2 separate regions of the Homo sapiens genome follow, and region 2 is linked to region 1. A link is a loop called in an ENCODE intact Hi-C map of the cell type or tissue named here. Cell type or tissue: K562. All regions are shown on one strand. Links, peaks and the distances in the headings refer to the core of each region. The heading gives the core; the rest is flanking DNA.

Evidence for each region. A loop is a pair of places that touch in the nucleus more often than their neighbours do. Peaks named below come from ENCODE experiments on the same cell type or tissue, not always from the same donor. Only the 100,000 strongest peaks of a DNase experiment are listed, where the experiment ranks them.
Region 2: it touches region 1 in a loop (6-fold over the local background); 9 of 110 quality-filtered maps call a loop at or near these places.

Annotation. Positions count from the first base shown.
Region 1 is chr3:45,036,365-45,048,478 of GRCh38, forward strand. No RefSeq gene overlaps it. Among named protein-coding and RNA genes, the nearest start is that of CLEC3B, 16 kb to the left of the region's middle. RefSeq lists silencers at 1,621-1,670, 4,378-4,497. In K562, for the core only: CTCF peaks have their summits at 1,520 (motif pointing right), 4,540 (motif pointing right) and 7,484; DNase peaks (open chromatin) are centred at 1,527, 4,527 and 7,537.
Region 2 is chr3:45,329,007-45,341,120 of GRCh38, forward strand. LOC105377061 (a long non-coding RNA gene) reads left to right here. Exons shown (of 4, transcript XR_001740679.1): 3 at 4,494-4,629; 4 at 8,862-8,968. The region is part of intron 2 of LOC105377062 (a long non-coding RNA gene); the gene reads right to left. Among named protein-coding and RNA genes, the nearest start is that of LARS2, 54 kb to the right of the region's middle. In K562, for the core only: CTCF peaks have their summits at 1,733 and 4,703 (motif pointing left); DNase peaks (open chromatin) are centred at 4,013 and 4,695; H3K27me3 peaks cover 5,405 bases.

The DNA of each region.
Region 1 (12,114 bases), core at 1,314-9,313:
GCTCCAGGCTTCTTTTTGTAGAATCGTTTCCATCTGCTGGAATCCAGCATCGCCCCCACCCCCCGCCCCATTTCTAGGGGGATGCCCCCACTGCTGACCTCTCCTGCTGTAGATCTATTTCTGGGAGGCACTGACATGCTGACTCTTGCTATGGGGTCGGCGGGGAGTGGGGAGCTGGGCATTCCCCTTCTTCCTCAGGACATCCCGGGAGCCAAATACGACGGCCAGCACTGCCCGACCCGTGCGTCCTTTTCCTTCCCACTCTTCACAGAAAGCTGCTCAGGGGTCCAGGCGCAGGCATTTTAAATACGTTGTCTTATTTCACGTGATCCACCCAGGACAAGCTGTGCTATTATCACCATTTAAAATAAGCAAAGTGAGTTGAAACTCAGGGAGGTTTGGGGACTTCCACTGGTCCTGAAGCTGGTAAGTAGCAGAGCCGGGATTTAACCCAGGGCTGTTTCCAAAGGCCTTGGCCTTTCCACCACCACTGCAATGCTTGCTTCGTGTGGCCAGAACGTCACTGAAATAAAACATCAGAGAAGTGGCCCAGTGGTCCTCAGAGGCTGTTGGCCAGCTCTTGGCCTGACCTGGCCCACCCAGCCATCGTGGGCCTGGCTCTAGTGACCCCTCCTGGGGGAGTCTTCCTTATCCTTCAGCCACCGCCAGTGCTCCACTGTCTGGGCTTCTGCAGTAACTTTTTCTCTCTGGTTGTCTTCTAGTGTGTCTCGCCTTCAGTAATAATAAGTGGATGATAGTTTGATTTGATCGATTGAGATGGGGTGGTTGGGGGAGGCAGCTTACAGAGAATTATGTACGTACTTCATGCCAGGCAGCCTGTTCCTCATCATCACAGAAAGGACCTCTTGAAATTCAACAATTTCAACGATTGTTGGAGGAGGTGATGAGATCCATTGGCATAAGCCCAGAAACTGCTTCAGAAGAGTGATGTGGTATGTTCCAGACCCCTCAGCAAGCGAGAGGCAAAGCTTAGACTGAAATCTACATCTTGTAACTCCGAGTCTTGGATTCTTTTCATCCCTCACTCAGCTTCCTAGCGGGATATAGGTGAACAGGGTTTTGTTTTGTTTTGTTTTGTTCTGCTTTTTTTTTTGTTTTTTTTGTTTGTTTGTTTTTTGAGACGGAGTCTCCCTCTCTCGCCCAGGCTGGAGTGCAGTGGCACGATCTCGGCTCACTGCAAGCTCCGCCTGCTGGGTTCACGCCATTCTCCTGCCTCAGCCTCCCGAGTAGCTGGGACTACAGGCGCCTGCCACCACGCCCTGCTAATTTTTTGTATTTTTAGTAGAGACGGGGTTTCACCGTGTTAGCCAGGATGGTCTCTATCTCCTGATCTTGTGATACGCCGGCCGCGGCCTCCCAAAGTGCCGGGATTACAGGCATGAGCCACCAGGCACGGCTGAACAGGGTTTTTTTAAAGTTCCTGAACTGGGTGGCTGCCCACAAGAGGGCACTCATGCCTCTGCGTGTGAGTGTGGAACCTGGTCGACTGCTGTGACACTCTTTGGGAAGACAGTCGGCATTTTCCACTTCCAGCAGCAGGTGGCAGTATGGGCAAGAGTATCATCACCCATCTTTCATCTACCACCCATGTGCTTACATCTGGGCTGCTGAGATCTGCATACTTCGAATTGAGTATACCTGTCCTTCAATCTTGTCTTTACTTAAAATTCTGACATTTTGTTCACCATTTTTTGAACATTAATTCTGATTTTTAAAAAAATTTGCATTCAAGTATTATTTCTCTTGCTTACTGAGTTTTGGTATCCCCTTAAATTTTGTGCCCCAGGTGAATGCCTCACTCATCTCACTAGTCCCTGCCCTGCCTCAGAGGTACACACTTTGGAGAATTTCCCAGGGGTTATACAAACAATGATCGTTTTAAGTGACTCAGTTTCTATTACTCTTTTCTTTTGTATTACTCCTTACTAGAATTGAGCTACCTTGGTGCAGGCCTGGGGAACAGGCTTTCTTTCCCACCTCCTGTTTTGCAATCTCCCTTTTCCATTTTACAAAAGAAAGGCCAGCTCTTCACCCTTCCTGCTCTTACCATGGGGTGTGGCCTGGTGTGTAAAAATCCTTGGGGATGCCAAACAGAAGACGAATTGAAATCTTGGTTTAGGTGTTAAGTAAAAGGCCATGTGAAAAATCGTTTTGCAAACTTAGTGGTTTCTAATCCTTTGCCTTTAACCTCCAAGATGAGCTTAATCAAGTTCTCAGCTGATAGACCATACGAAGTAATTTCCAATGACAGAACACTTTTTCTTTTTAACAATTTATTTTATTTTACTTTAAGTTCTGGGTTACATGTGCAGAATGTGTAGGTCTGTTGCATGGGTATACATGTGCCACGGTGGTTTGCTGCACCTATCAACCCATCATCTAGGTTTTAAGCCCCGCATGCCTTAGGTATTTGTCCTAATTCTCTCCCTCCTGACAGAACACTTTTGACCTTTACCTTAGAAGCTCAAGGACTAAGTGACACTGCTATAACAAAACTCCTTTCAGTCTCACCAACTTACTTATCTGAACAAAGTTTCTCAACATTAACAACTCTAAAAGTGAAAAATAGGAATCTTATTGATGCTGAATCCTGCTGTATTCTGCTAGATATGTGAGCCAATTTTTAAGAACTCTATTCATCTGATTAAGAGTAGTGTTTAATTGTGTTTATAAAAATATGTCATAGACCTGTTCTGATTTGATCAATTGTGCTAATGGTAATTGTGTTAGGGGAATGCTAGAAAACTAAGTTGCAGGGGCACTGGCCTAAGCCCTTTCTTGGAGAACAGTGCTGCCCTCGGCATCTGTGAGGATGGCCAAGCAGGAGGAGGTGGTTTCTGGGAAGGATCCTTCTGTCAGCTCTTGGCCTTCACTAGTGTGTGGGAGCCATGTGCACAGACCTGGCTGAGTCTTGCTCTCTTCTCCTCACTCCACCACCTCTGCTGTGCCTGTTCCTGTTCCTCCTTTCCCTTCTGGTCATTCCTTCACCCTTCCTCACCCCAGCCCATCCCGGCCAAGGGGAGGAAGAGCTGGAAGGAGGCAGTACAGATGGAGACCCTCCGTGTGAAGAAAGGGGTGCATGGGAGACCTGAGGCTGGTCCTGGCAGTTCTGGCTGTGGGACCCTGGAGAAGGCCTGTGGGGCATCTTGGCCCCCAGTTTCTTCATCCGCAAAATGAAGTTTGGATTAGATGATCTCTAAGACTCCTGAGTTCAAGATTCTACCCACTGTTCTCAGGAAAGTTTTTGTAGAATCCTTTCCAGATAAGAAAGCTATTTTGTAGAATGGAAATGGTGGCTGTTTCCTCTGCCCATCAAGGCTCATCCCCTTCACTGACTGTCTCATTTTCTGCAGTGACTATTGGCCATTGCTATCTCTTGAATCCCAAATGTGTACACGTTCAGATGCCTGGTAGACACCACCACCTAGAAGCCCTTAGGCACCTATGTCAACATGTCCAAAAGGGAACTCAGGGTCTTTCCACTCAAATCTGCTCCTCTTCCTGAGTTTACCATCTCTGTGAAGATCCTCACCTGCCCAGTTACCCAAACGCCAAACCTGTGGGGCATCAAAGGTGACTTAGTGTCTGTCTTGAGACACTTGAGATCCAAGTAATTACCAGGACTCTATGATTTTTGCTTCCCAAAGAACTCTCTGATCTGTTCCCTCTCCTCCAATTCCATTGCTGTGGGGCTCAAGTCTCCTGCTTGAACCATTGCAAATAACAGTCTTACTGTTTCCGTAACTCCCCCAGGTCTCTCCCACCCACCATAAACCATGACCTTTGCTGCATAAGCACTAGTTGTATGGGAGAGAAAGGCTGGTTCAGGCCTCGGTTGGAGCTGGCCCATGGAAAGCAATCTTCTCTTCCATGCGCAAACATGCACATCTTTGCCTCATCCGAAAACACTGCTCTGCTGATGTGGCCCTAATGCCTTAGACCCCCAGGTGACACTTTTTCCTTTGATTTTGGCTTTGCACAGATAAAAAGGAGATATTAATAAAAACAAAACTAACAATGTTTGCACTGACCCCAAAGCCCCTCGCCATGAGCTGGGCAACATTTAATATTCATAAACCTAGCAGGGAGGTATTACTAAACTTATTTCATAATTGAGGAAAATGAGGTATAAAGATAACTTTTGTGAGAACATTTAGTGATGGGCCTGGAATTTCAGCACAGGTCTGTTGCGTTCCAAAGCCCACATGCCATCTGCTATATAAATCAAGTCCTTCCTGGATCTTGAAGAAAGTTTTAAGATTTTCTTGATGTGATTGTGAAAGATGTGTAAAGGAGAGTTGATAGTGATGTGTATTGATGTGTATTTGTGATTGGTGGTACAGCCTCCTGTAAAAACACATTTTCCACTCAGATTTTTTAGGGCTATTCTGAGGCCTAATGGTAAGCTCTAGCTCACCTGCTTTTCATGGGTGACTCATCTATGAGCATGGTTTATGAATCTTTCAAGCTGAAAATCATGGCACAACCCACAAAACAACTAACCTTTTTCTCCACTAGAAGGCACTGTTGTTTCATGCAATGTGAGAACACAGCCAGGGGAGAAACATCAATGCAATCTTTATTTTTTTATTTTTATTTTTTTTGAGACCGAGTCTCACTCTGTCGCCCAGGCTGGAGTGCAGTGATGTGATCTCGGCTCAATTCAACCTCTGTCTCCTGGCTTCAAGTGATTCTCCTGCCTCAGCCTCCCTAGTAGTGGGGATTACAGGCGTGCTCCACCATGCTTGGCTAATTTTTGTATTTTTAGTAGAGACAGGGTTTCACCATGTTGTCTTGAACTCCTGACCTCAGGTGATCCATCCACCTCGGCCTCCTAAAATGCTGGGATTACAGGCATGAACCACAGTGTCTGGCCCAATGCAATCTTTAGAAGAAGAAACTGAGGTACAGGGAGGCTAAATGACCAGCCATGGTCACACACCTTGCTAGAGAATGAGCCCAGGAGTCTCACTTTTTTAGTAGGAAGTAGCTTTTTGCAAACCATTTCTCCAAGTCAACACCTGGTAAGTATTGAGTGCCTACTATGCACCAAGCACTCTGCCTGGAGCCTGCTCTTGAGTTGTTGTTTACCACCTGACAGGACACTCGGCATTTTTAAGAGCTCAAAGACAAATGGATGGAGCTGCTTTTGAGAGTAGCTCTCCTGGTTTGCACTGTTGAGAAAATTGGACAATAAGGTAGGAAAATGCTTTTTGGATGAGGACAGGCAAGCCACACAGCTAGGCCAAAGGCAAATTAGGAAACTAGGGCTTCCTCTAACCTCTAGGGTTTTCTTAAACCAGGTTGTCAGTGGCAGTGACACTAGGTCAGAAAGAAACTCTAGATTTAGATTCCAGCTCTGCCACCTTCTAGTCTTGTGGCCTTGGAGAAGTCACACTGTTTGAACTGTGGTTTCTTCATCTGCATGATTTGAAATGGGAGGAGCAGCAGAGCCAAGTTCACAGACATGAAAGCTGAAGACAAGTTTCTTAGCCTCTCAAGTCAGCCATGGCTGGTTTATCTGTGGTTACTGTATCACTTCAAATCACCTATGAATGATTCTCTCCAAGGCCATTAGTGAAGGCAGCAGAGAAGGGCCTGGAGTCCACATCTGTTTAGCTACCAGATACTCTGCTTCCACGAGCCAGGCTAGCTTTCTATGATGAGAGATGTGCACGGGGAGGTGAAGAACAGATCATCCACTGGGAACCACAGTGACCCAGGCTTAGGATCACTCTTTCTGAGGCTGTTTTCCCATCTGGCAGGTGGGCTTATTCCCTCCCTCACGCTGCTGTTGTGGACTACACCTGTGTAAAGGCTCTGCCCTGCTGCTTGGCACACAATTATGAAGATTGTGGAACAATGGTACCGATGAAAAAGCTTTGGAAACGAAACTCCCCTACATAAGAGATAACAAAAAGCATGACTTTACCTGGGTAGGAAAAAACCACAGTGAGCTCAGCTGTGACCTAGTTCCTTATTATACAAGAAAGACAATTCTCTAGGGAAGATAGTCTGGCAATGCAGTTGGCTCTGAACTAATAAGGATCTGGCCAAATTGAAAGTTAGGTCAGTGGTTCTCAGGCCATGCCAGACAGTAAAATCACCTGAAGTACTTTCTAGAAAACCCAATACCCTGGCTACACTCTAGACTGGTTAAATCAGAATCTCTGGGGAGCAGAATCAGGCACTGGTAGTGTTTAAAGCTCCCCAGGTGATTCCAAGATGTAGTGGTTGGGAACCAGACTTATGTGAAGCCAGCTGCCTCCTAGGTTAGGCTTTTGGAAAAAAACTCATCAGCCCTAGAATATCTCTTCCCATTTCTTGAGTCTTCCTCAAGAAATTCCTACCACTCTAGCTATTGAGCAATGGTACCATGCACACTAACCAGGTTTGGTGACAATCAGATTGGTCGTTTTAAATTGATTTTAACAAGAAGCAGAGGTTGGAGTTGAAGAACTTAGTGTAATCAGTTAATTTCAGTAGGAAGTAGGCATGCTTATCAGCTAGGATTAGATTTGGTTTAAAATCCAGAATAACCGGGACTTAGCCAGGTATGATGGCCCACTCCTGTAATCCCAGCTACTCAGGAGGCTGAAACAGGATGATTGCTTGAGCCCAGGAGTTTGAGACCAGCCTAAGCAATATAGCAAGACTCTCATCTTTAAAAAGAAGAATAATAAAATAAAATATATTAAAAAAATAAAAACAGAGACTTAAACAAGACAGAAAACTTGAGCCAGGTAGTCCAGTGCTGGTCTGGCCACTTCATGGTCATTGGAGATCAAAGTTCCTTCTATTTTTCCACTCTACCATCCTAGCATGGAGCTTCCATCTTTGAGGTCACCTCAGGGTCCATGATGGCTGCTGGAGCTCCAGCCATTATTATCCCCACTTCAGAAAGGAAGAATGGGTAAGAAAGGTCGAGTCAGCTTCCTTTTTTTTTTTTTTTTTCTTGAGATGGAGTTTCACTCTTATTGCCCAGGCTGGAGTGCAATGGCGTGATCTCAGCTCACCACAACCTCTGCCTCCCAGGTTCAAGCGATTCTCCTGCCTCAGCCTCCTTAGTAGCTGGGATTACAGGCATGCGCCACCATGCCTGGCTAATTTTGTATTTTTAGTAGAGGCGGGTTTTCTCCATGTTGGTCAGGCTAGTCTTGAACTCCCGACCTTAGGTGATCTGCCCGGCTCGGCCTCCCAAACTGCTGGGATTACAGGCATGAGCCACCGTGCCTGGCCTCCAGTCAGCTTCCTTTAAGGAGTGTTCTCTTTTCCTTATATCTATCGCATAGGCCAGAACTTTTTCCAGTGTGTAGCTGTAAGGAAGGCTGAGAAGTGCAATCTTTTAAGTAGTTACCTTGACACCCAAATTAAATTAAACTCTTTAAGGAAAGGGCAAATGGGAAGCAACTAGAAGTTTGTGTCATGGAGCCATTGCAGACCCAAAGCCTGAATGTTGGAGGGAACTGGAAACTAGGGGGCAGGAGAATTAAAAGATCTTGAAGACTAAATGATGACTCATCCGTCTGGTTCCCAAAAGCTTGCTCCTATGAGTCTTTCAGTAGAGGAAGAATGTTTTCAATTGTGCGGCTGGGTTAAATCCTAGTTCCTTTTCAACAAATTCCTAGTTCCTAAGCATGGCTTTCTCAGCCTTTGCTTTGGAATTAGCCCTCTCAAGAGGCCTCTTCTTAAAGAGCATGAACCTAGGAGAGTGCTATGCCCCTAAGTAGCTTCCTACCTGCCTATTCCTGCATGGTAGGATCATTGATTGCTGGCTCTGTGACTCTGTGGCAGAGCTTGACTAAACTTTGCACAGCTTTTTTATTCTCCCACTCCCTTGGAGAGTTAGTTGCACCCTTTTACCAGTCATGTCCCAGTAGGAAACAGATTCCAACTCAGTTCAAAAGACTGTAATGAGGCCGGGCCTGGTGGCTTAAGCCTGTAATCCCAGCACTTTGGGAGGACAAGGTGGGCAGATCACCTGAGGTCAGGAGTTTGTGACAAGCCTGGCCAACATGCTGAAACCCCATCTTTACTAAAAATACAAAAATTAGCTGGGCATGGTGGCACGTACCTGTAATCCCAGCTACTTGGGAGGCTGAGGCAGGAGAATCACTGGGACTCAGGAGACAGAGGTTGCAGTGAGCCGAGATCGCACCACTGCACTCCAGCCTGGGCAACAGAGTGTGATTCTGTCTCAAAAAAAAAAAAAAAGACTGAAAGGATTACAGGCAGTCCTCAATTTATACAGTTCTGATATGCTTAAATATCAATGATCATGTTTTAGTTAAATAACACAGTCCCCCAACCAGATAGTTCAAATTTCAGCTACATTGTTATACTGGTAAAGTATAATTTTATTTTATTTTATTTTTTATTTATTGAGATGGAGTCTTGCTCTGTCATCCAGGCTGGAGTGCAGTGGCATGATCTCGGCTCACTGCAAACTCTGCCTCCTGGGTTCAAGTGATTCTCCAGCCCCAGCCTCCTGAATAGCTGGGACTACAGGCACATGCCACCATACCTGGCTAATTTTTGTATTTTTAGTAGAGATGGGGTTTCACCATGTTGGCCAGGCTGGTCTCAAACTCCTGACCTCAAGTGATGTCCCCCCCTCGGCCTCCCAAAGTGCTGGGATTACAAGTGTGAGCCACTGCACCTGGCCCCTTGCTAAAGTATAATTTCACTGCTAACTCTTCAGGCCACACATCACTAACAGATATGCTGCATGATCAGTGACCCACCACATTGCTTCTTTCAAAGTGTATTGGTGACTGGGCACCATGTGCCTGTTATTCAGCTCATCCACTGGCAGCACAGTGTGTAGTTGTGTTGCACTTTGTCTTCTGGTGAGAAATTCATGTGACAGTTTACAAAAATGGATAATTGAAAGAGGGAACTGACTAATAAAGATAAAAATGCAGCAAAGAAATGCAAAGTGAGAATGATGGAAGTGAGGTTTGTGTAGAATATAAATGGAGTTAGAAAAGAAAAAGCTGACTGTGGGAAGGTGGATGCTGCTGCTGTTTGAAGTTCTGGATATGCAACCAGAGGAACGTAGTGACCGTGAGCTTATCTACATAAATGACAACAGTGCCTGTGGCAAAAAGGATAAAGATGTCCTGGAGGAAATGATGCCAGCAAAAAACCACGAAAAGGAATTCTTAGAGATATTTTGTGACATTGAAAGCAAGAAAGATAAAATGTAAGAACTAATCCAAGCTTGAGAAGGAGGATGACAATTTTCCGGGAATAGAAAAGATACCCACTGAATCGAAATCTATATATAATGGGAAGGAAGTGGCAAGCACTGTCCAAACGGTTCTCGGTAAGATTTTCACAAAGAAAACACTTTAATTTCCAATGTTTCTAATGTTTTCAATTAGTGTATTTAATATCAATTTTTGCGACTTTTTCTCTTACTGACAGTAAGAAAGTTTAATGTTTTGACAAACATTTTTGAAAGGTCAGAGGACAATCGTCCTCTTCCCCATCGATTATTAAGATTGTTTTGCATGGTTTCAGCTTACATGGCCATTTTACAGTCCTAGACTACTGTGCAAAGTGAGTGCTTCCCATACTTACACAGCTCTGGGTACTATTCAGCAAAACGACAAGGGATATTAAGGCATTCAGAGGCTGGCCACAGCGGGAAGTACCCTGTCAGGCAGAAGGCCACAGGAGGAAATAATGCTGCTGGAGCCATAGCCGGTCCACGCAATAAGCGATCTCTCGGTGGAGGACATAGCCATAGACAGAAAATGCAGCAAAGCACACAGAGGAGACTGGGAGGAAAGAGCCCAGCACCTGCCTCTGTACAACCTCTTAACTCTTGCAGGTGCTTTCCACTGGGGGAAGCCAGCTGGAAGCCAGCTAGCCGTGGGTCCGGGCAATGCAGTCTGGTCAGACTCCCAGGGCACAGAGCTGGGTGGAGGTGGATGGAGCCCAACTGGGGGCTTACATACACTTAACATTGTACTTTCTTTCTTTCTTTCTTTTTTTTTTCAGACAGAGTCTCACTCTGTCACCCAGGCTGGAGTGCAATGGTGCAATCTTGGCTCACTGCAACCTCCACCTCCTGGCTTCAAGCAGTTCTCCTGCCTCAGCCTCCTAAGTAGCTGAGATTACAGGCACGGGCCACCACGCCTGGCTAATTTTTGTATTTTTAGTAGAGATAGTGTTTCACTATGTTGTCCAGGCTGGTTTTGAACTGCTGACCTCAGGTGATCCGCCTGCCTCCCAAAGGGCTGGGATTACAGGAGTGAGCCACCGCGCCTGGCCGTACCTTCGTGTTTATGTCCATGTCCTGCAGTTGAGGACAAAGCTATCTGCATCTCTGAGTACCACTGATAAAGACAAAGTAAGCAGAGGTGGAATCCAGGTTTCCATGCTCTCAATGTAGGGCTCCTAACATCTCCAGTGATCCAGCATCCCCTTGGAGCTGCTTACCAGCTTGACTAGGACAACACACAGAGTTAGAGGTCAATGAGGAGGAAAAAAATGTCAACAAAATCTTTCTTCCTGGCCCCCCAAAAGTGTTTTGGGGCTCTAAAATACAAGCATATGCTTCACATGTTTCCAGTGAACATTTTCCATGTCAAATATACCTCTGGCTTTTTTTTCTTTTGTCCTGGCAAGCTGTGTTGCTTCTGGATTTTTAATACTCAAACCCCACAAAATGTATCTCTCAATGTTTTTCATCCAGTGTTTTTAAGAAAAATTTCTATTGACAGTCCACAAGACTCAGTGGATTTTAATCAAGATAGGCTGGGAAAGTTTCAGATTACATCCCAAAGACAATGGTTAGAATGGCAGGGCAGGTGTGGGTACACCTCTTTCAGATGTTGCTGTATAGGAAGTGTAGTGCTTGGAATCGAGTTTTACGGCATTTTACTTTCTGACATGATAGTTTCTGTAACTTACATAAGGGATTTGTGTGTGTGTGTGTGTGTGTGCGTGCGTGTGTGAGTGTTTTAGTTACATATTTGGAAATCTACTGGGGACTTGGGGCATTCATTAAGCCAGAGTTTACCATTTAAATAGGACAGAGGGTGCTATTCTGCAGAATGCTTGATTTCCATGAATGGTCTACCATTAGGAGATGGCTGTATGTTGCCCTGTTGCTCTGGGGCTGGTTCAGGGATAATCCTTTCCATATGAGAGCTCCCAGTCTCAGAAGTCTCCCCACTAAGCCTATCTAGAATGCCCCTCAGTGCCCATTTAAGTCACCTGTGCTGCTGGTTTCCTTGCAAGAGGACTAAGAGGATCAGCCGGGCAGTGTTTCAAAACCTCGCCACTATTGGCATTTGGGGCTGGATAATTCTTTGTTGTGGGGGCTGTCCTGGGCATTGTAGGATGTTTTCCAGCATCCCTGACCCCTGCCCGCTAGACGCCAGCAATACCCTGCTTCAGCTGTGATAGCCAAAAATGTCTGCAGACCAGTCCAAATGTCCCCTGGGGGGAAAAATTACCCCCAGTTGAGAAGCTGAGAACCACTGAGGTAGAGGGTAGCTGCAAATTTCCTCACAGAAAGGTGCCATGAAAATGTAGTAGTTGAAGTAGAATTTATTTATTTTTGATGCTTCTAATTGCAATTCTGTTACTTAACATGACATAAAGAAACCATATTTCCCAAAGCAAAATTCAGAATGCACAACAAAAGCTTTTTTTAAAAAACAAAAACAAAGACTCTTGTACGAATGTATTTACTCACCAGCAGTATACAGTTTAAGGCACATTTGTATAGGGGTTTTTTTCTGCTCTCTTCCGCCTTTATCCTTCACAGGTATTTCCCTTAATCAATCTCTTGTATGTTTAATTCCTTCTTGGCCTCCGCTTCTAGGAGAACTTAAATGGATTCAAAGACTCAAAAAAAGTGGTAGTGGCAGCTGAAGCCAATATGGCCATGGAGGGCACCACTCAGATCCCTTTAACAGAACCTGCTGCAAGGAGCAGAGTGGACTGACAGCCTTGGCTGCCACCCCTAAGGACACTAGACCAGACTTACCCCGGCTGCCTCTGGGCAGTGACTGAGTACGTAGGAGCGTTTGTGCTGATCCATTCCTACCCAACGAGGGTGACTCCTCTCATGGA
Region 2 (12,114 bases), core at 1,591-9,590, 290 kb after region 1:
GACGTAATCAATTTAAGAACATTTAAGAAGGTGTCATTAGAGAGGACCCCAATCTAATATGACTGGTTTTTTGTTTTTTTTTGTTTTTTTGTTTTTTTTGGAGATAGAGTCTTGCTCTGTCACCCAGGCTGGAGTGCAGTGGCGCAATTGCAGCTCACTGGAGCCTCCGCCTCCCAGGTTCAAGTGATTCTCTTGCCTCAGCCTCCCGAGTAACTGGAACTACAGGTGCATGCCACCACACTTGGCTAAGTTTTGTAGTTTTAGTAGAGATGGTGTTTCCCCATGTTGCCCGCGCTGGTCTTGAATTCCTGACCTTAAGTGATCTGTCTGCCTCGGCCTCCCAAAATGCCGGGATTACAGGCGTGAGCCACCGCACCTGGCTGACTGGTATTCTTATAGGAGGAAAATGCCATGTGGAGACAGACACACAGGGAGAAGAACTCCATGTGACGCAGAGGCAGAGCGTGGAGAGATGCAGGCGGAAGGAGTGCCAAGGATTGCTGGCCACCACCAGAGGCTGGGAAGATGCAAGGAAGGATTCTACCCAGAGTCTCAGACAGAGCATGTCCCTGTGGAAACCTTGATTTCAGACTTCTGGCCCCCAGAACTGTGAGAGAATAAATTTCTGTTGTTTAAGCCATCCAGTGTGTGGTTCTTTGTTTTGGCAGCCACAGAAAACTAATACAGGAAGGGAGACGTGGTGCAGAGAGGGCTGGCAGTTAAGCCCCTTTGGGCATGGGTACTGCCATCACAGCTTCGTGGTGGTGACCTCCTGCCTGTAGACCTCGGCTGTGAGGCTGGATCTTGAAGTCCACAGGCCAGTGGTGCCTCCAGACTTCACTTTCCCACCCCTTCCAACAACATTTGTAAGCACAGTTCCCTGTGTTAAATCCTTTTCTGCTCTATTTCCTGTACTGAACCCTGACTGACACAAACTCACGCTGCTAAATACCAGGTAGACTTAAAAGCGGAGAAGACTCTCATAGGAAACGAGGGCAAGCTAGAATAGAAAGGCAGCTGTGGGGAGGAGGACTTCAAACCTGCCTGGCCCTGCATCCTCCTCTCTCATCTCCAGGTTAAGCATCCTTCTGGCCGGCTGACAGACTGTGTCTCTTGCAGAGCAGACATCCTAAATGTGCCTCACCCCAATTTAGTTTGCAAGCTGTGCTGGATTGTTATGTTGTCAGTGTTTACTCTGGGAAAAACACTGTCCCAAATCCTGTTCCTTGTATAGTGTGGGGTTTGATGTGGCCAACATTGAAGTTCTGCGAGATATGTGAGGCAGAAGCGAAGGCTGGTGCTGGCTGGAGGCACTGAGAGAGGGGCCCACTCATCAGCCCGCACCCTCCTTGCTCCAGTTCTCCCTCCTAACTGCCACACCCGCTGACCAGCAATGGCCCAAGACACTGCCATATGCCTCACTGTGAACTCCGCCTGTGGTTCTCACCTTAGGATAGCTAATTCCTCATTTTATTGTCCCAGAACTAAAGACACTGACTGCCTGCAGTTCCTGCATTCTCTCCGTTTTGTAGGGCTTTGTACACTTCCTCCTGAAATTAGGATACATAGGATAGATTTCATTCCAAGCCTTCATCTTTCCTCTGTTTGCTTCCTGTGATTAATGTAGCTGTGGTGCTTGTCATATTCTGAGGTTGGGTGCACAGGTAGGGGAGGACAAGCAGGGATTTAAGAGTTATTGTTGGCAGCAGGATCCACCTGGTGGTGGTCACAGAGCTCACTGACGCATGTTGTACGTCTCAAGATGCCAAAACCACAAAAAGATTGGAGGGTTAAGAAAACCCCCGATGAGAAACATCCAGGCTCCTCATTCTGCCTGTCTTGATCCTTCTTCTTTATTAGAAGGGGGTTGTTATGGTGATGGAAGAGGGCTGAATTGGAAAGGATTTGTTGTTTTGTTATTATTTATAGACATGGGCATACCTTGTGTGAATCTTTGTGACAATTTTCTTCTTTGAGCTGAGCTTGAGACATATTCCGTTAGCACTGGTGGACACCAGGAGGGAGGAGGAGGTTGTTTTCTAGGATTCCCAGAGCCAGGTCAGCTTCTATCTTCTTGGCATTGCCCAAAGACCCCCAGGGAGCCACAGCTACTAGCAGAGTAGAGAACAGAGAGGACAGATGGCCTGGTGGCAGGGCACTGGCATGTTTTATTTGTCATGTTTTCCATCCACCTCTTGGGCTCTAAAATTTGTGTATTTTTTAGTGAACCTCTGAAGTAGTCATAGCCTTTTGATGGGTACAAACTGCTTTAACTTGCAAAAGAGATACAGAGCCTGGCTGGAGAACTCACTTGCCAGACTTGGGTAATCTGTCCTTAAGGAAATTCCTGGGCTATTAAAATCCTTTCCTAATATTCCAGCCAACACCATGTGTATTTACATATTGGAGAATCCTTGGGAAGTCCTCTCAATAGCTATGGCCACACTTCTGTCTACACCTGAAATCTATGGACCACCCAGCCCGTCTTGCCCTTTGCTTCTGTGACTCAGGAAAGCAATCACATCTCTACAAGCTCTGGGAAGACTCCGCTTACTTCACGCCCACTGCACTTGACTGCCAACATTATCCTTGAAGATGGAGGCTGTAATTATACCAATCACTCTGCCGGATAGACCTGGAGTATCCCCATGATTAATGGAAGAGATTCACTCAAAACACAAGATGTCTCATTTTCTAGTTGGGTGTACAGGCAAAATACTGCAGAAACATAGCCTCCACTGCTCGAGCTAAAATGTCTCAGCGGGTTTCCTTTTGTTCCCAGGCAATTGGAAACAGCAGGAATATCTCCTTAGAACCCAAAACGATATTCAGGATGAGGAGGCATTAGAGGTCTCAGGTGGTTTTCTGAAAGAAGCTTTAAAAATATCTCATTTCAAAAGTCATTTTATATAAGTTCACTGCAGAAAAGTTGGGAATTAAAAATATATATATAAAAGAAACTGAAAGTCATCCATAATCCCACCAGCCACAGATAACCCTTATTGGAATTTTTGAGCACCTATTTCCATGTATTTTCAGTGCATATATATAGTAATGGTTTCCACAAAATATTCTGTTTTCTGACCTTCTTTTTATTTTAGCATACCCAAATTATGATAAATACTGCCAGTGAATACATATGGAGCATTAGTGATGTACCAGGACCAATTTTCCATGGTCTGCTGGAATTACTTCATTCAATCCTTCCAAGTACTAAAGGGAAAGATAAATTTATTTATTTATTTATTTTTGAGACAAAGTCTCACTTTGTTGCCCAGGCTGGAGTGCAGTGGTGCAATCTCTGCCCACTGCAACCTCCAAATCCCAGGTTCAAGTGATTCTCCTGACTCAGTGTCCCAAGTAGCTGGGAGTACAGGCACATGCCACTACATCTGGCTAATTTTTGTATTTTTAGTAGAGACGAGGTTTCACCATGTTGGCCAGGCTGGTCTCAAACCCGTGACCTCAAGTGATCCTCCCACCTCGGCCTCCCAAAGTGCTGGGATTACAGGCGTGAGCTACCATGCCCGGCCAGGAAAGATACTTTTATCTCTTCCATTTTTACAGGTAAGGAAACTGAGGTACAGAGGTGTTAAACAACTTGCCCAAGGTCCTTAGCTAATTACATAATGGAGTTAGGATTCAATCCATGGCAGTCTGGCTGCACACTCATGCTCTTGGCGCCCATCATGCTGTGATCAGGTTTCCAGGGCTAGCTCCCCCCACCCCCGCTTCCCGTGAGCTATTGACCTGAAAAGTCGTTGGTTCTTCCTGTCACAGCCTATGTAGGTCTGGCACCAAGGTATGCTGTGGGGTCCTTTTCTGAGCACCTACTATGTGAAAGGTACTGTGGCTGCAACTTTAACAGGGACTTATCATCAAGAATCCTATCAACAAGAATTCTCAAACGTGGTAAGGAGCCAGACACCAACTTCCTGGCATAGCCAGGGAATTCACAGAAAGACCTCCAAGGGGCAGACACCCTGGAGGCAACTGATAGTGGTGACCTGATGTTAGGGTGACCTGGAAGTCTGCCACAGCCCAGCTTTCAATGCCTAAAAAAGGTGCTGGCTCAGAATAGCTGTGAATCCTGGTGGGGTCAACCTGGGCAGTGGTGTTGCTTGGGATCAGGCAGTGGAAGTACCTGAGAAGTACTGAGAAGCCTATCTGTTGCCATGGTACCCAGACAGCAGGAGGCAACCAGCTCGAGAGAACAGCTTCTGTGCCTTCTGCACCTCCACAGGAAGCACTTTACAGAGGGGAGGACAACCCCCAGGTGGGAGTCGGGGCCTAACTCCAGCCTCAGGACAAGGAGGAGAGATGACATTTCCAGCCATGGTCGGCTCTCATGTAGGAAGGGCTCTGGGAAGGCTGAGCTCTGGCCACACTGCCAGCCTTGGCCAGGGCCACTCGTCATCAGCACCACAGCTGAGTGTTACCTGGGATGGGCTGTGGTGCCACTCCGGTGCCTCCCTCCTTCTTCTATCCTACAGGGACTACCATGAATCCTACTTACCGCACTGGAGAGCTGTGCAGATGGAAGGAAGTGGGAGATGTGGAAACACTTTCAACAACTGAAGCAGCAGGCCAAGAAAAGGTGTCAATAGCTGTGCTTTTGCCCACAAAAAAGTGAGTCTTCTTCATTAATGTATGTCTTGAACATGGAACCCGTCCCCTCCAGGTTGTTGACTGGGCTGTGCCCCCTGTTGTCAGAGAAGTGTCAGTGTCTGGGACCATCTACTGGTGATATTTCCCTGCTCAGAAGAGTCATGACCACAGACCCCAGGCATTTCCTCTTGGCAGGCACTGTGCCCAGAGTTTTAGGAACAGGCTCACTGAGTCCATACATCAGAAGGTAGGTCCTAGGGCCACTCTTGTACAGAAAAGGAAATGAACCTTGGAGAAGCAGGGGCCACACTCGAGGCTGTATGGCTACTGAGGGGCAGAGCCAGATCCCAAACCCCTCACTCCAACATGGTGTGTGACTGTGTCCATCTGTGACACATGCAGCTCCCTTCAGCCTGGAAATGAACCAAAACTTCAAATCCTTTGGGCTTCACTTGGAGCCATTTTGTTCAGGCAGAGATTCTGGGGCCCTGGGAAGTGGTGATATCAGAGGTAGTGGATGGGTTCTGTCTTCACTGGTCCCAGAGTCCAGGTGCTGTGTGTTCCAGTCCCCTCTCAAAGCCCACCAATCTCTCCAAGAAGAGCTCCAGGTGGGAGCTTTGCCTGGCTTAGGGCCATAACTGCAGATCTGAGATTAGCACCTGCCATGCATCCCGTGCTCCATCAACATGCACTGGATGAAGGCTGCAGGCAGGACTCCTGACCCAGCAGTGAAGCTCGTTCTTATTGGTCTTGGCCAGCATTCTCAGCCCCATTCCAGCTCTCTGTTCTAATGAAGTCATTTACATCCCGCTCCAGTTCTACCTCCTCACCTTTGCTTATGACATCCTTCCTATCAGGTATGCACCCCCATCCCCCATCCCCAAGTCCCAGCCCAAATTCTTCCCTGTTAAAACTCCCTGTTAGACAGGCTTTCGTCTCTGCTCAGCTCTTGGCACACCTGTTTGAGGTGTAGGAGCCTCTCCAGAAGAGCCCCTCCCCTCCTGCAGCCCCTCTCCCTCTCCCACTTGCAATTTCATCCTCACCACTTCTTCTTTGTAAGGAACCATTGCATCAAAGCTATTGTATTGTCACGGGAGATAGAAAATTATAAAGGCATTACATTTTTAGAACAATGTTTGTAGAATAAAATTAGCACTAGACATATTTCAGTCCTAGCTTCTTTTTTAAATATGAGATTGTGCATTTCCAAGCCTAATTTTTATATGCCCATTTAAAAATTGCATTTTCCCATGTACTCTCATCGCCACCAGCCCCCTTTCATTATGAGCTCAGGCGAAAGCTGTGGACTCTTACCCACATCACACAGGTTTATTTCACATGACACACGGCTTCACTGAGATAGAGAAGGCCCTGCCTTCATACAGAGACCTAAGTCAAAGCAAAGGGAATAAAATCTAATCCCATGCGTTCATTCAGCACATATTTGCCAAGCATCTACAACATGCCAGGCACTGCTTTGCAGATCCAGCAATGAACCACTGTTCTGTGTAGGGAGCCAGAACCAAGCAGGCAGGTGAGCAGCAGTTAGCATGTGTTAGGTAGGGGAGAGTCAAGGAGAAAACTAACTCGAGTCATGGGAATGGGGAGTACCTGGAATGAGGATGCTAACAGGTGAGGGAAGGCCTTGCTGCAAAAGTGATGTTTGAGCAGAGATCTGAAGGAGCTGAGGAAGCTGATCATGGGGCTCCAGGCACAGGTAGGAGCAGGAGCAAAGGCCCTGAGGTGGGTGTGTGCTTGGCAAGCCAGGCATACTAGAAGGCAGGCGGCCCAGGGCATGGCCCAGGGAGGGCCTGGAGCCCAAGGCTGGACTCTCTGGCAGATCGGAAGGCTGGACTCTCTGGCAGATCGTCGGGGCCTTGTAGATGACTTTAAATGACTTTGGCTTTTGCCCACATCAGCTGGGAAGCCTTTGCAGGATCTTCACTCATGTTTTTAACTTATGTCTTAAAGAAAGACTCTAGCTGTGGGTAGAGCACAGACTCAGGAGCAGGGACAAAGTGGCAGCAGGAAAGCCAGTTTGGAGGCTGTTGTTGGTCTAGTGCTTTAAATGCTTTAGTTACTGCATTTCCTGATGATTTGGATGTGGGATGTCAGAAAGAGAAGACCACGTGATGCCAAAACAATGTTCAAAGTACCCCTGCACACATTATTAGAGTCACTGATAACCCCTGGTGGGGCAAATGGGCAGGGTGTCTCTTTATAGATGGGGAAACTGTGGCCCAGAGAGTAAAGGGGCTTGTCACACATTGCAGGTAAGAAGAGGTTGTGTAGGGGTCAGCATGGGGTTTTCCCAGTGGTGTTTCTCAGGGCTGTGTCACTGGCCACTCTGAGACATTTTATATCACTGTCCTAAGTTTTAAGAGAATCCAGGGAGAGCTGTGCAGGGCAGGAGGGGAGGACCCGGGCTGTGGTCTGAAAAGGGATCTGCACAGGGAGCCGCAAGAAAGGACTGAGCATACCAAAGGCAGGTCTTGGCGGCTGTGGTCAGAGGCTGTCTCTGCCTGGAGCCCGATGACTGGGGCTTCTCCCCATACTGCAGAGGTCCTTCTCCACCCACAGAATGACCACGACATCAGCACTATCCACCCTGTGTCCACGTCCCTCTGGCACAGGACTGTGGAGTAGGGTCTACCTATTAGCGCCCACAGCTCCCAGCTCCCATTCCAGAACCTTCTTCATGGTGGGCACAGCATGATTTGTCCACAACACACAAGTTTCCACTGGCCTTGGGACCAATGGGGAAACCCAGACCCTCTGAGGTAATTCAGGGAGGAAATGGGACAAACATGATACCTGAAGGGGCTCCCCTGCTCCACAAAAAGGTAATTGGCTTTCGACACCTTATCACCCAGCTTATGAGGTGGAGTTCTGGCCAGAAGCAGAAGCCAGCCCTATGGTTCAAGAGACTTCAATGATGGGACTGTTCACAGAGGGTGAGCAGGTGAAGGAAATCCAGAGGCTAGCCACAGTGCGGGGCTGTTGTCACCTCTGGACCTGAAGACTGGAGGAGGAGAAAGAGTTATTCTCAGAGCCTTGAGAGAGCTGGGGCTGTGAGGAGGGGCCACTCCATGGGTGCTGCGGTCATAGGGCCACCACCATGGCTAGAGAAGGGGCCAAACAGAGAAGGCCTCTCTGGCTTCTCTCTCCTCCCCGACACAGGTCTCTGCCAGTGCTTCCCACTGGCTGACTCAACCAGAATCTAGAAGGTGCGGGGACCCCTGGTGATGCAGTCCTTGGGACCAGCCTCCTGGTGCACAAGGCAGGGCAGAGAATGGATGAGGGGAGAGGCCAAGGGAAAATAGCATACCTACAGCTGCCTTAACCCTGGGAGGAAAGTGGACTTAAAAACCACATTGGGGCCGGGCACAGTGGTTCACACCTGTAATCCCAGCACTTTGGGAGGCCGAGGCAGGCGGATCATGAGGTCAGGAGATGGAGACCATCCTGGCTAACACAGTGAAACCCCATCTCTACTAAAAATACAAAAAATTAGCCGGGCATGGTGGTGAGCGCCTGTAGTCCCAGCTACTCGGGAAGCTGAGGCAGGAGAATAGCTTGAACCTGGGAGGCGGAGGTTGCAGTGAGTCGAGATCGCGACACTGCACTCCAGCCTGGGAGACAGAGTGAGACTCCTCCTCCTAAAAAAAAAAAACAAACAAACACACACATTGGTTATTCATTACCACTTTCGACAGATCCATGCTTAAGTTGCAGCTGGAGAAAATCAGTTTTCTGGAAAGAACATCCTGGTAGGAATAATGATCGGGTACTAAAACCCAGATACTGTGAAAGTCAGATTCAGGAGGGCTTTCTAAAACAGAATTCAACAGTCATGGCTTCAGATACTGAGATCTTCCAGAAGGCAGAGGGATAGACTGTAAGGCCCATGAAGTCATTTCCAGCTCTAGTATTAACATACAGGAGTCAGTATTTTCCAAAATGGCCTATATCATTTTGATATAATGGAAATCTACATTATTTTCCAGGAAAAGTATATATATTAGAATAGCAACTGAGACTACTATGTAACCGTTTTCACAGGAAAAATGCACCTTGATAATTGGGATGGTGTAGATAGGTCTTCAAGTCCTTGTAAATTCTAAATAATTAGGATGTTTTAAAACCAAAAGGAATTCATTGTAAACTGTAATTAAATATTCCTTCTTAATTTAAATATTATTTCTTAAAAATTAATGCGTTCTAATTCCTCTTTTTCCCCATCTAAAATCTAGGTTTCCACGGAAGACCAGCTGGCCTTCTAATTTGAGCAGAATTTGCAACCGATTATAAAGTCAAAGATCAATGTTTAACAAAAATCAAGTCAGCCTGGAAATCTTTTATTCTCCTGAGCTGTGTAGGCGGCTTTTCTGATAGGGAACGCTCACTCTGCGTTGGCGTTTTGGAGGTGTTCTGCATTTGAAAAGCACCCTGCAATCTGCTTTCCCCCCCAACACCCAGGCAAAGTTGACGGCATTTTCCCCTCAGTCCTTTCTATTAGTGCCGCAGGACAAAGGTTGGTCACAAAGCTCCAGATTCACTATATCCATCCAGCTCTGCCAAATGCAGATCACAGTTTAACAATCTAACTTCTCGAGAGAGGTCTGCACTCCAGGCCCTGTGCTAAATGGGGAGGAACAGAAATGAATAACGTATGGTCTTGGCACCGAGGACTTAGAATTGTGGAGGCAGAAACAGACACACAAACAAAAACATATGACAGTATTATGGGAGCCACCAGGAACAGCTGTTGGAATCCAGTTGGGCACAAGGAAGGGAATGGTCCCTTCTCCTCAGTGTTATTCAGCTGGCTGTAAGTCGTGGGGCTTTCCAAAGGATGGAAAAGAGGGATCTGGGACCAGCATCTCAACACACGCACTTTGTACCAAAGCTCCCAGCCCACCCACCTTTTCCCAGGCATCTCTGCTTCCTGAGGTTTCTCTGGCACCTCTATTACTGTGTTATCTCCAGGTTTCGGGGTCTGCTCACCCAAACCCTAGAAAGAAAAGCCCAGTACTTTCTGTGAAAGCCAGGTAGTGATGTAGAAAGTATCTACTCTCTCAACAGCAGGTACCCAAAACCCTCGTAGAGAAGCCAGCCTGGGGAAATACAATGATAAACTTCTTAAAGGCAGAGAGGGGAGGTTACAGGGTAAGAACCCAAAGGTAATGGTTAATGAGAGAGTAAAAGGAAGTTGTTGTGCTCCTGAGAGGAAGAAGGAAAGAGAAAGGAGGCAAAGGCACAGAGAAGTGGAGAGAAGCTGGAGGGTTACTGAGAGGGTGGGTCCCTGGGGTGAAGGTCACAGAAATGACCCACACTGGGGGCCAAAAGGAATTTCTAAGAATGAGGACGTCTGGCAGCCAATTGTAAGTCATAAACCCTTCTTCACATGCCATCACCATCACTCTCCCAATATGCATGCTCATGTGCACACACATTTTAGAGAAGACACTATACTCAGTAATACTTGGAGGTCTTTTGGTCAAAAACAAAGTGCTGAGCCTCGTGCCTGGGTGAATGCCCTTTGGCACAGAGATGGGGGCTAGATGCAGGGGCAGGTCCAAATTTCGTGGAATCTGAAGCTCAGTCTGGTGAGATCCTCTTAAGGGAAAAGAATATTAAAATATTGCAAATTGGACAAAACAACACAACTACATGAACACTTTGCTGGGGACCTCCCACAAGTAAGTGCCTTGAGTTGAAGCTTCATTAGCTTCCCTAGAAATCTTCCCATGTCTGGGAAGACATGACCATGGAAAAGCCAGACCCCACTTGGAAATCCTCAGAAAACTTGGAAGGGGCCTTTGGGCTTCCACAGGCTGTGCAGTGGGGGAGTTGAGTCAAGCTGATCTAGATTGTAGGGGCTGGCTGGATGTGACTTGACAACAGGGCTATAATCACTTTCCTAATCTCAGGAACAAAGTGTAATCTCAGAAGAGGAGAGACCAGGGCTGAAGGAAATGCTAAAGGCAGTGCAGTCAGATGCAGAGGATGATCCTGAGAACTGGTGTTCCCGAAGGGATGAGGGGAAGAGTGACCACAGGCCTGCGGGGTGATATGAGCCTACTTTTTAAAAGCTCTTAAAGTCTTATTAGAAAATTGTGATGGAGAGCTCCCCTGCCCTCTCCGCCCTCCTAGCACATGCAGTAAAATCTTTCCTCCACTCTGATTACCCTCATTTTGGAGCTCAGAAAGAAGCTAATCAGAGGGCTAACATTGGAGAAGCTACTTCAAACGCAATTTAGAATTCAGCATGATGAAGGGAGTCATCGGGTGTGTGATTGTAAAGAAGTATTTCAAAGTAATTAAGGCATGAAGGTGCAGGGCTCAGTATCTGGGGTGGAGAGGTGGATAGGGTCGGGAGAAACAGGCCAGTTCACCACCACTATCAGCTCCCAATAGTGGAGAAAGAGGGATGGATGCCAGCCAGCAAGCAAACAGCAGTCGTGCATCACACCCAGTCACCTCTTACTACATTTGCAAATGTATCTTTCATTCCTGGTACCCTCCTCCAGACACTCTTGCACTCCCAACTTCCTTCTATTTTCAATGCAAAGTATCATTTTGGTGGCTATTGCTATTTAAGAAAAAAAAAAGCAAGAAAAAGGGAAGCTTTATGCTCCTTAGTGCTTGTGAGAGGGAAACATTTTACCTATGTTTTATAATGGGGCCAAGCAAATTTGGTCAAGATGGAACCCTTAATGTAATGGCCTCTTGCTGTGTCAGCATCAGTTTGAAGAAGAGGGAACCTGCCTGTGCCTGCACCTAACAGGAGGCCAGTCTGGCTCAACCCCATACTTTATGGGTGAAACACAGGTCCGAGAGGTTCAGCGCCATGCTGAAGGTCACACAGCAGTTTAGACGCAGGAGCAACACTACCTCCTTCCATTAAATAATCTAGGTCTTTGGAGCTTCAAGTGCCTGTTGGAGAGTGGGACCCTTTTCTTATCTGTCAGGCTCAGCATCACCTCATCATGGATGATAATGTGAATGGCACCTCCTGGAATGTACCCCATGGCAGCTGAATCCCAGACCTCTGAGATGGGCTCTGGGCCTCGGCCCCTTGCAGATAGGGAGCACAGGCTACCTGTACTTGAGGTCTGCACACAGGAGAGCCGGTGCCACGCTGGGGAGTCTGCAGTCAGATGTGGCTCTCTTGACAGTCAGTACCTGCCCCTTAGGGTTTAAAAAATGAAAAAAAAAAAAAAAAGAAAAAGAAAAGGAAAGAGAAATCCCTCCAATCTCTGATCTTACAGAATAAGGCCAATTCCTCGTTTTGATAGAATCAAAACCTAAATCCATCTTTCCAAGAGACCAAAGGAAGAGACAAAGTTCAATAGATGTTTTTTCTTAAACAGTTGGATCCTATTTGAAAAGGAAAGGGTTTCTCTCTGAAGCTGAGAGACAGTAAAATGAGCATCCCTGCAGCATCAAGACTTCAGAAGTGTGGTTTGTCCTGTCCCCATCCACCTAGAGGCCGAGGGAAGC